Regions from separate parts of the Homo sapiens genome. Here region 2 is linked to region 1. A link is a loop called in an ENCODE intact Hi-C map of the cell type or tissue named here. Cell type or tissue: CD4-positive, alpha-beta T cell. All regions are shown on one strand. Each heading gives the region's core, and the rest is flanking DNA. Links, peaks and the distances in the headings are about the cores only.

What was found. Hi-C counts contacts between places; a loop is a spot of excess contacts. Peaks named below come from ENCODE experiments on the same cell type or tissue, not always from the same donor. Only the 100,000 strongest peaks of a DNase experiment are listed, where the experiment ranks them.
Region 2: a loop joins it to region 1, with 9 times the contacts of the local background. A loop is called at or near these places in 18 of 110 quality-filtered maps.

The regions. Positions count from the first base shown.
Region 1 is chr3:157,604,268-157,609,656 of GRCh38, forward strand. No RefSeq gene overlaps it. Among named protein-coding and RNA genes, the nearest start is that of VEPH1, 100 kb to the left of the region's middle. In CD4-positive, alpha-beta T cell, for the core only: CTCF peaks have their summits at 2,514 (motif pointing right) and 2,716; a DNase peak (open chromatin) is centred at 2,534.
Region 2 is chr3:158,310,507-158,315,895 of GRCh38, forward strand. All of the region lies in intron 5 of RSRC1 (arginine and serine rich coiled-coil 1), which reads left to right. Among named protein-coding and RNA genes, the nearest start is that of RSRC1, 200 kb to the left of the region's middle. In CD4-positive, alpha-beta T cell, for the core only: a CTCF peak has its summit at 3,075; no DNase peak of the experiment used is centred there.

The DNA.
Region 1 (5,389 bases), core at 138-5,137:
CTTCGTCATTTAAGTTGGTATAATAATATCCACCTCACAGTGCTGGATAAAGTACTAAATAATGTTTGTAACATGTCAGCTCCATACCTGACATATAGGAAGGGCTCGATGATAGTAGTTACTATTATTTTTTAAAACTGCAGAATCAAATTTTCAAAAGACTGCAGACACTTAGTTCTTTCACTGTGAACTCCTGTCTTTCATCTCAGAGAAGTGCCATGTTAGAAGAGAAAGGCCACCATTGATGTCAATATCAATGTTTTAAAAACTTACTGTGTAATGCACTGCAGTGACATACCTAGCATATTTGATGCCTGGAGTGGATCATTTTTTAACATCCCTTCCTCTCTATGATAAAATTATTTTCAGTAATTATCACATAAGAATTAGTAATAATCATTATTTTCTCAAATTGTTCCTTCGTTTTAAAAACAAATAATTAACAATTTTATTAGAAAAGCAAAGTTCAATTTTAAATATATTCAAATTCAGTAAAACATTTCATGTACGAACTAAAATTTGCGCTTGCCAAACTAAAATATTATACCTTGAAGTTCAGAGTTTCCTTCTTCTAAATTTGAAACATAAAACCTCTGAGTGATTACACAGAAATGACAGAATTGGTGTAAATCAAGATCTTTGTGTCCTTGTTTCTACAATCACTGAGCTACCATCATTTTTGAATCTACCATTTAAACACAGGAAGAGATGATACCACCAGGGCTGGAGACAAAACCTTCAGGGGAACCAATAGGTCCATCAATTTCGAACCATTATACACTTGCTTTATACAAAACTCCTGAGGCTGAGTCCACTTCTGCTGAGGAGTGGAGTGGGGAAGGCACCTTGAATAACTGGGCATTCTTCAAATTGACTTCCTTAATAAAGAATACAATGTTTATTAAAGGATAAGTAATTAAAAACCAGGAGAATACATAGCTTACATATATTCTATTAAAACTCAATAGTAACCACAACAGTTCCCTGGAATTTAAACCAACAAGAGATTTTGGGGATAAAGTAATTTGATCACTGACATTGTTTAGAATTGTTGGCTTATGTTGATAATGAAAAGCAAATCAACCTTTTTTTTTTGAGACAGTGTCTCACTCTGTCACCCAGGCTAGAGTGCAGTGGCACGATCACAATTCACTGCAGCCTCCATCTCCTGTGCTCAAGCCATTCTTCCACCTCAGCCTCCCATATAGCTAGGACCACAGTCATGCACCATCACACCTGGATAATTTTTTAAAATTTCTGTAGAGATGGGGGTCTTGCAGTGTTGCCCAGGCTGGTCTTGAACTTCTGGGCTCAAACAAGCCTCATGCCTCGGGCTCCCAAAGTATTGGGATTACAGGTGTGAGATATTGCGCCTGGCTGCAAATAAACTTTTAGTCAGCTTTCCTATTGCTTTTAAATTCTTTACAGACAAAACACCTCTTACTTCCTACACCTGGTGCATCCTCCCTCTGTCCTGCCCTTGGCATTCTACCATTCCAGTTATTTCCTTCACCTGTGAATTTCCAGAATCTTCTGAATTCCCCACACCTAGTATAGCCCTTTCTACATAGTAGGTACTTAATGACTATTTGTTGAATTATGAATGCCAGCCATGCTACATTTTCTCATGCTCATTATTTTTAAAATGTCCAAGGGCAAGGATTTTTATCTGCATTTTACAATCAGTCTTTGAGATATTATATAACATGTCCAAATTCACACAGCTCATTAGTAGCAGAGCTGGGATTCGAACCGAGGTCTCTCTGGCTCATGTGCATTGAGCACACGTCCATGTACACAGCTTCTCATCTGTGCCATACTGCGCTGACACTTTTGACTACTGACTTCAGAATTTATAATGCATAATTAAAGAAGTACCCTTTGTGGGTACTATTCAAGCTTGTTTGCATCCTAAATGCAAGTTGGAAAAATATTTGGCACCAGTGACTGTCACATTCATTAGGCAACTTAAACCCATCTGCAGCTCTATTGATATTCATCAGCCCTGCTAAATCATTTACACCATCAGGAAATTAGTCTAGAATGACACTCCCTTTCAGAAAAAGGAACCAGGAAAATCCAGAGAGGCAAGAAGCTGAACCCTGATGGGAGGCGAATAATAGCAGGTAACTGCTCCAGGCCCCACTGCCAGGGGAACAAGGGAGTCGCTGTCATCCATAGGTTGGAGAAATAAAAACCCAGCCACAGTGGGATTTTCATTCATATGGCAACACAATCCAGTGCTTGGCAAGTCACTGAGCCTGCACAGCCAACCATCTGTTTCAAAGCCTCCTGCATTTTCCCATTCATGTAGCCATTTAATCTGCCCTTGGCAGGATTGAAAATAAAATTCGGGAGACTCGCTGAGAAATGCATGCCTCAGAGAAGCCCTGACTCAGATAAACCCAGACCTAGCACACCCTGGCCACTGCAGGAAGCTGCACAAAGTCCCTTCCAGCTCAGGGATCTTTTTCTAATCAGAAATTATCCCACACGCTGTCACCAGGGGGAGCCCCCACAGGAAGCTGCTGGCCTGCAAGAGCACTGCGGAGGGGCTCGGAGGACCTCAGAGCTTCTGACTCAGCCACCTTTGCTGTTGCAAAGGTTGAGACCAGGAGGGAGATTTGGGCCTTTTCCTTTTTCAGCTAGACGTGGCACGAATATGGGGAAATGAACAGTTGAGTTATCTTACCATATCTTCTATTTAAGGGCTCGGGAGTTAAGGGAACACCAGGTTGCAAATGTATTTTATAATGTCCACTTATAGACCAGACATCTTTTATTTTAAAAACTTTTTTTTTTAAAAAGTAAAAATTTGTCTAGAAATGCTCAGTCCCATGAAATGTCCTTGTGGCAGAGCTCAAATATGCATCCTACATAATTATAAATTAAAGGATTTGACGTTTTATAAATTCTCTGAAGTCAGTGGGTCCAGACCCAGAGGAGCATCCAAATGACCCAAGAACCTTTAAAAAACATAGGTGTGACTCAGCTGATATGAGTGGATGTCCAGGCAACTGTATTAGAAACTGATTTCAGAACAACTGCTTGAAAAGAGGCTCCATAACCCTATTTTATCTGCCTAAACCAGCAAGGGCTCTGAATTTCAGTTTGATGATGCCAAATAAAAGAGTTACTTGGTTCTTCTAAATAGACTTCTACCCCGGAATCTGTATTTCCCAGACTTGCTCGCTTTTACAGATTGTCTGGGAATTGGTTCTCAAACTTGACTGCACATCAACATCATCTACAGCTCCTTAAAAAGCCCCAGTGCCTAGGTGCCGCCCCCAGTGACTCTGATTTTATAGGTCTGCAATGGGACCTGGACATCAGGATATTTTAAAGCCCCACTGGCGGCTGTAATGTGCAGCACAATTTGAGAACCATTAATGGAGGGGGCTGTCAGAAGCACAGATGTCCAGGCCCCAAGCTAGACCCACGGAATCGGTGTCTTTAAAGAGGATCCAGGGTAACTGAATTTTTACCATGCATTACAAGTAGGCATTATGATCTGGCAAGTCTATGAACCAAAAGAAGCTCACATTTCTTTTTTGCAGGAGACCGTAGTCCTTCCCTGTCCCTGCAGTAGTGAGAGCAGTCATTTTGATAGAGCTGCGGTAGAGGAGGCCTGTGGCTGGTCTGGGGCCAACCTTGGGCTCCCACCCTCCCTCCTTCTGCCAACCATCTACACACATGTGGATGTTTCTATAAATCACTTCTGATCTGTGGTTCGTATTCAGGAAGTGTTCTGACTGCTTACCCATGTAATGATGGAGTGGAGGAAAGGTCTAATTTTGGAACAACAGTGGCTTAGGCAGCACCGTGTTCCCTGCAAGTTGAATTTCCTAAACACAGTCGCTCCACCACTCTGGCGGCTGCTCACCACAATTACACAGGCAGTTTAAGGCACTCTATCCATCACAGCAAATTACTGGCATGATCCACTCAAGAATCAGGCTGGACAGCCTTGCTGATGGCAATCTTTGCAGAACCTTCTTGATAACCAAGAGGAAGGCAAGGTGGGAGAGAGAGCTTTGCAGGTCAAGGCCATTGAATCAATTAACAAGAGCTCGCCCGATTCCAGCATGGCTTCCAATCTGACCGGGGAGACAAGATTTGTGAAAGCTGTTAGTACAGACAGCATCATACAAGAGTGTGAGTTCTTACCGCCTGGGTTTCACAGGTACAATAAAACCAGGGAAGGAAATTAACTTTTGTGGGATGTCTTACATAGTGCTAGGCTCTAACGTACATTGTTTTATGTAATTCACTCAACAGCCCCAGGATGCATCATTACTCTCATTTTGCAGATGAGGAAACTGAGGATCATTTTATCCAGATCACTCAGGTACATGGAGGCAGAGAGACACTTTCTCTGGGCCCCAAACCATTCCCCTTCCCGGTGGCTTAGGCCAGTTGAAACCCTACAGACGTTGGCCTCTGTTTCTTCAGAGATCAGCTCCCGGGGAGCCTGGGAAGCCAGGCAGGGAAGTCCGCTTTGACAGTAATAACTTGAGAAGGAGCTGCTGTGCTACTTCTCTGCAGGGCAGGACCAGGAAATGGAACTCCACTCCCCTGCCATGAACACAGAACACTGGCTCTTCTTGTCTGAAGCTCCTGGTTTGGTAAACTGGTAAGAAGATGCTCGTGCTGAACCCTTGTAACAGGAGTATCTTCCAAGCTAGAAAGGGCCTTCTCTTTCTGTTGCTGGGGTCTTTACAAATCTCAGCAAACAATGTCTTAAGACTCCTGACCTCATCCTTGGGTTCCTGGGTCTGTATTTTCTGGTAAGCACCCTATGATTTTAACCTTTGGTGATTCGTGGGTGCTGAGGTGGCTGAGGAAACTGTAGTGAGATAAAAGACATAGAGCTTTGTTTTAGGTTGGGCTCCCCAGAGGCCCACCATGAATCATGTATCTGGGCGTGGGGAGTTTAGGAAGCAATGCAAGGAGTATTGGTAAGAGAAGTTAGAAAGTGAGACAGAGAAGGGAAGAAAGAGAAGCCTATAAAGGGTACGTTCATTGTTAGGCAGTTTCCACTGTGGACAATTGGGGCTCAGTCCCACTGTGGACCTGGAGAAGACAGTGTAGATTATTGTATACACCTCTGATTTATCCCCATCCTTACCCAGGGGTGTGAGAGCTGTGGTATTGATCCTCCAATTCCCACCCATCATTGACTGAGGGCTGTTCCTGGGGAAAGGGAAACTAACTCCCTCTATGACATAAGCTCCAAGGACTAAGAGGCAACTCTCAGGCTGTTAGTGGGTCCTGACCACTAAATGAATAGTAGGAGGGACACAGCCAGGGCCTGAATCTACTCCAGGTTGGAGATGCTTATGCCATTCAGTGGCTCTGATGACACTGCCTTGAGGACATCTGGGCTCAA
Region 2 (5,389 bases), core at 167-5,166, 710 kb after region 1:
TTGATTACATAGCTTTTGTGTGTTACCTTTAAGGGAGTTGTAATCAAGTACTAACTGTAAATAACAAATGTAACATGGTTAGCTGTATCCAGGTTTATTCTAAAGTTAAGTGTAGCATATTCTGAGAGTTTGATAAATTTAGAGAAGCAACTTTTAAAAATATGTTTTAAAATAACACAAATCAATACTAGTTGAGGAACACCTGATTTCCATTTAAAGAATGTTATATAAACATTAAATATAAAGTAATGTAGTTTAGAAAATTTTGAAGTATCTTAAAAGGTAATTGCTAAAATGTCTCATAAATTGTTATTCCCAGATACATGGTACTCATATGTCAAAATTTACAATGAAATTTCTGTAACATCACTTTTAATGCAATGCCAATATTACTTCTTTCTTCCCTCCTTCATTCACTCAATCACCTTTGTTACAATTTATAAAATGTTTATACTAATCTACTCTCCTCGTTTGTCAGTTTCTAAATAAATGTGTATTTCAAGAAGAAATTTTACAGTGACAAAAGTGGCACTTATTAAAATACACGTGCTTGCTTTTGTCAGTCATTGATATGTCATTGATATGTCTTTCTTATATCTCCAATCAAAATTAATCATTCCCTATACTGAACTACCATACCAACTTACAGTACCTCTCTAACAGTGTTAAGAATTAGAATACTTTATGCTCATTATTATATCTATATCTTACCTACCATATTAAACTATGAATTCCTTACGGTTAAACTCATGTTTGTACTGCTTATATAGTCCCTTAGCACCTGGTATATCGGTTGTAAAAAGTATATGCTAATTTTTTTCATTTATTGGATGAATATTTTAAATGCTCCAGAACAGCGTATTCTTCAAATAAATATTTATTATGAATAGATGTATAATCTAATTTTTAAATCCAGCCTTTAATATTTAGATTTAAAAATTAATATTTTTATTTCCTTTCATCTATTTCATTTTTTCCTTGAAATTCCAAAGAAACTGACACAGAGAAAATTGCTGGAAACCTTGGGTGTTTTTTAAAAAATACAGCCCTCCCTACTCCCCTTTTCCTCTACACACATACTGTAAGAGTACAAAGTTTCAGTTACCCAGGATGAACAAATTCTGGAAATCTAATGTACAGCATGGTGACTAGAGTTAATGATACTGTGTTTTATACTTGAAAATTGCTAAGAGAGTAGATCTTAAATACTCTTACCACAAAAAAGGTAAATATATAAGGTAATAGATATGTTAATTAGTTTGATTATGGCAATTATTTCACAGTGTATACATATATCAAAACATCACATTGTATACTTTAAATGTATATAATTTTTATGTGTCAGTTAGACCTCAGTAAACCAAAAAAAATAAAAATATGAGAGTGGGGAAATTTTTTTCTTTAAAAGATAGTTAAGCTTCAGAGAATTGACCAACCACTGTGATATTTTAAGGTAGCATTGAGAAAGAGTATTAATCCATAAGAGTAAATTAATATCCATGAGAGAAGGAAAAGCAAGTGGACATGGTAGAAACCCTGGCAAGACTCAGAAGGTGAAGGAGCACATTTCTTGGTTTTATAGAGTGTTATTTTGGTTGTTGTCCCTGAGAAAGCTGACACGAGCAGAGAGCACCTATTATACTCTAAAATAGCTTCTAACTTGACATGTGCAAAAGACTCATTCCTACTCTGGTGAGAAAAGCTGTCACTGAAAAAAGCTAAAGTACTTAATGAATAGGCAGCATCTCTTGTGGGTATTACCAAATGTGGCCTTAAGTAGTGTTTGATCCTTATAGAAAGTTATCAGCCAAGCAGAGCATGAGTAGATCTTGGAACTTCAGAAATATGTGTTTCTTCAACAAATATTTGTTGAGTGTCAGTTATTTATCAGGCTAGGTGATAGATATGGAATGATGAACCAGATCAGGAGAGATGACTCTGTCCTTATGAAGTGTAATTTAATAAATAGAAGAAGCAGGTGCCAAATAAATATATAACAAGCATATTGTGCTGTAATTCTTGTAAATTATAAGTTTTTAGAAGGAAAAGTGCAGAGTGCTATGAAAGAATAAAGATTGGATGGATAACAGCAGGACAGCAACTTACTTTATGTAATAGCAATTAAAAGAATAATCAGTAAGAAATTATCAGTGGCATTTCAAAAGGACCTTAGAAATATCTTATCTTGAGTGTCAGCCTTGGTTCTCATCCCTAATCTCCCACATACACTGAAATACCATATCTTGCTAACACTTATCCCCTAAATATTTCTCAAAACCATGTCTTCCTCTCCACCCTTTATTGCCACTGCTCTGGTTAAAGCTTTAGTGCTTGCTGCCTGGACTACCCACAACAGCCACTGTGTTTGATTCCTACCTCCAGTCTTCATGAAGGATGAAGTCCAAATTTCTTAAAAGATAGCATACCTTCTGAGTGATTTAGAGCTCTCCTAACAGAGATATAAACCTAACAGGTTTATATCTTGACATGTTCTGAGTCATACTTTCCACATTATGCTTTTATGCTATTTCTTATATTCTAGTCCTTGCTGTTGCTTTTCCCTTTGTTCAAAATATGGTATACCAACAACCTCCCCCCTCCCCTCACCCCTTGGTTACTAGCTCATGCATCATCTCCTTTGTAAAAAGCTTTCACTGATCCATCCCATCCCCAGGATGAGCCCCCGTACTTCTCTGTGACCATCTCCATTACTAATATTACTTAACCATATTATTGTGTAATTACTTGAGACCAGGAAATATCTTATTCATTTTTATATCTGTAGTGCCTAGTGATAGTAGGCACTCAATAAATGTTTTTAGGTAAATAAGTAAATTGGTTGCCTTAAATTGGCCTCTCTTATTCAGTAACTATTAAGCATAGATTTTTAAATATTTATTATGTTTTAATATGTGTCTCTCATCATGAAAAATTCAGATTTGAGCAGATATTTAGTCTTAATAATTTGTGCCTGTAATGAGACCTTTATGTGGTCTTTGCTACCTAGTGAGAGCAGTGCCATCTATTGGCTGTAATCCAAAGTGTATCCACTGTTATATCCAGAATTGAGCATAGAGCATTAATGAAACATTTTAAGGAAGGCACACGTATGAAAATTTTTTCATAAATTTACACAAAAACTATCTCATGCATGGCAAAAATAAATGAAGTAATTTAATCAAATATGCCAACAAAGGAGAACGATGTTGTGTCTTGACACAGTAACAGAAAATGTGTATCATCAGCATTTGCTTTTATTATTTATTTATATCCCAGCTCATTTCTAAAGAAATTATTATGGCTGTATTATTCGATAGAAAAAGACTAAGCCAAAATGCAAATGAATATTCACTCCTATCCTTCTTTAAAAACTAATTAGTACTTTGTGATTTAGATAGCATTTTATTTCCAAAAACATTTAAAGTTTTTACAGAACCATAAAGGTGAGACAAAAAAGATCTCTAAACACAAAATATCTCTAAACCATGAAAATTGTCTTTTAATAGGAATCCACACCTGGATAAGAAAGGTAGCAGTCCTGTTTGTTACGAGTAACTTGTGCCACATTATTGAAAATTGTTGTTGTTGTTGTTGTTGTTGTTAGACGGAATCTCACTCTTGTTACCCAGGCTGGAGTGCAGTGGCACGATCTCAGCTCACCGCAATCTCTGCCTCCCTGATTCAAGCTATTCTCCTGCCTCAACCTCCTGAGTAGCTGAGATTACAGGTGCCTGCCACCACGCCTGGCTAATTTCTGTACTTTTTTAGTAGAGACAGGGTTTCGCCATGTTGGCCAGGCTGGTCTCGAACTCCTGACCTCAGGTGATCCACCCACCTCGGCCTCCCAGAGTGCTGGGATTACAGGTGTGAGTCACTGTGCCCAACCGAAAAAAAATTCTTTTTTTTTTTTTTACTTCATTCACTGATACTGTTTCTTCTGCAACAGTATTTTCACATGTTAAATGAAAATATGCTAAACAGTTAAATTTAATAAGCAGAAATAAAGCTATGCTGGATTTAGCAGGTGTCAAGTAGTCCTCTGACTAGCAATTGTTATCCTGTCAGCATGTATAGTTTAGTGCTACAGTGCTTTCTAGATAGACAAAGAAAATGTGTCATGAGGGTAGGCCACCAAAATATTAGGAAACCTTGCTGTATTGTCAAACTGCCACTGCTCTAAGGAGTTTCAGAAATAGTGTGTTTTCCGGTATGGTTAAAATAAACATAGTTTAAGATATACAGGATGGTAACAATATAATTTAAAAAATGTAGTGTCTTATATTTTAGTCATATATGAGTAAAGTTCGAGACCAGCCTGGTGAAACCAATGGTGAAACCAAAATGGTGAAACCCCGTCTCTACTAAAAATACAAAAATCAGCCGAGCGTGGTGGCAAATGCTTGTAATCCCAGCTATAGAGGAGGCTGAGGCAGGAGAATTGTTTGAACCTGGGAGGCAGAGGTTGCCGTGAGCCAAGATTGTGCCACTGCAATCCAGCCTGGGCAACAGAGTGAGACTTTGTCTCAAAAAAAAAAAAAATTATGTTTGCTCCTCATTGCCTTTTAGACTCTGATACTGTGTCAAAATGTTACTTAATGTGCATATATGAAACCAAATGTAAACTCTTTACTGTTGTGCTTACAACTGTAAACCCATAATACTAATAATGAAGGCACTTTGAATGGATGGTTACATGGATGGATGGTTGGAGTACATGCACATATATGCACACACAGACACTCATCTAGTCTTTATAGCAACAACATTATGAGATAGGCTTAATAAAACCTTGTAGTAACACACAGGAGGAGAAGGGAAATTCAGGTAAAAAATCCAAGAAGTATGGCTCCAAAGCTCATACTCCTAATTTTTTGGATCTCACTTAAAAAATTATGGTGGAATTTTTGGTGCTACTCTTATCTCCATTTTACAGATAAGGAAACTAAGAAAGAGATAGGCTATATGATTTGTTCAAGATCCCACAGCTTATAGATGTCAGCTGTGCAACTCAAACCTAGACCAAGCAGGCTCCAGAGCCCATGATTTTAGTATACTAAATTATTTTTCAAACAAATCTAGCTAGATTTACAAATTAAAATTTCAAAATAAATGAAAATAGGCCTTAAGAAATATAATTTAAACAATCTTAATTAAATGAAGGAGTTGTTTTATTTATATTGAATTTCCAAAATTTTGATTTATTACTAGACAGATTTACTTGCTTGTTTTATGTTTTATATGTTGCCTAAATGATTTGGAGATTTATGTCATGGTAATTATCACTTTAATTTTGAAAATATTGATAATAAGCTTATTTTAGTTACTGAGCCATTATTTTGATGATTTAGTTACATTAATAATGCAACCGAAAATGCTGAAAATAGGCCAG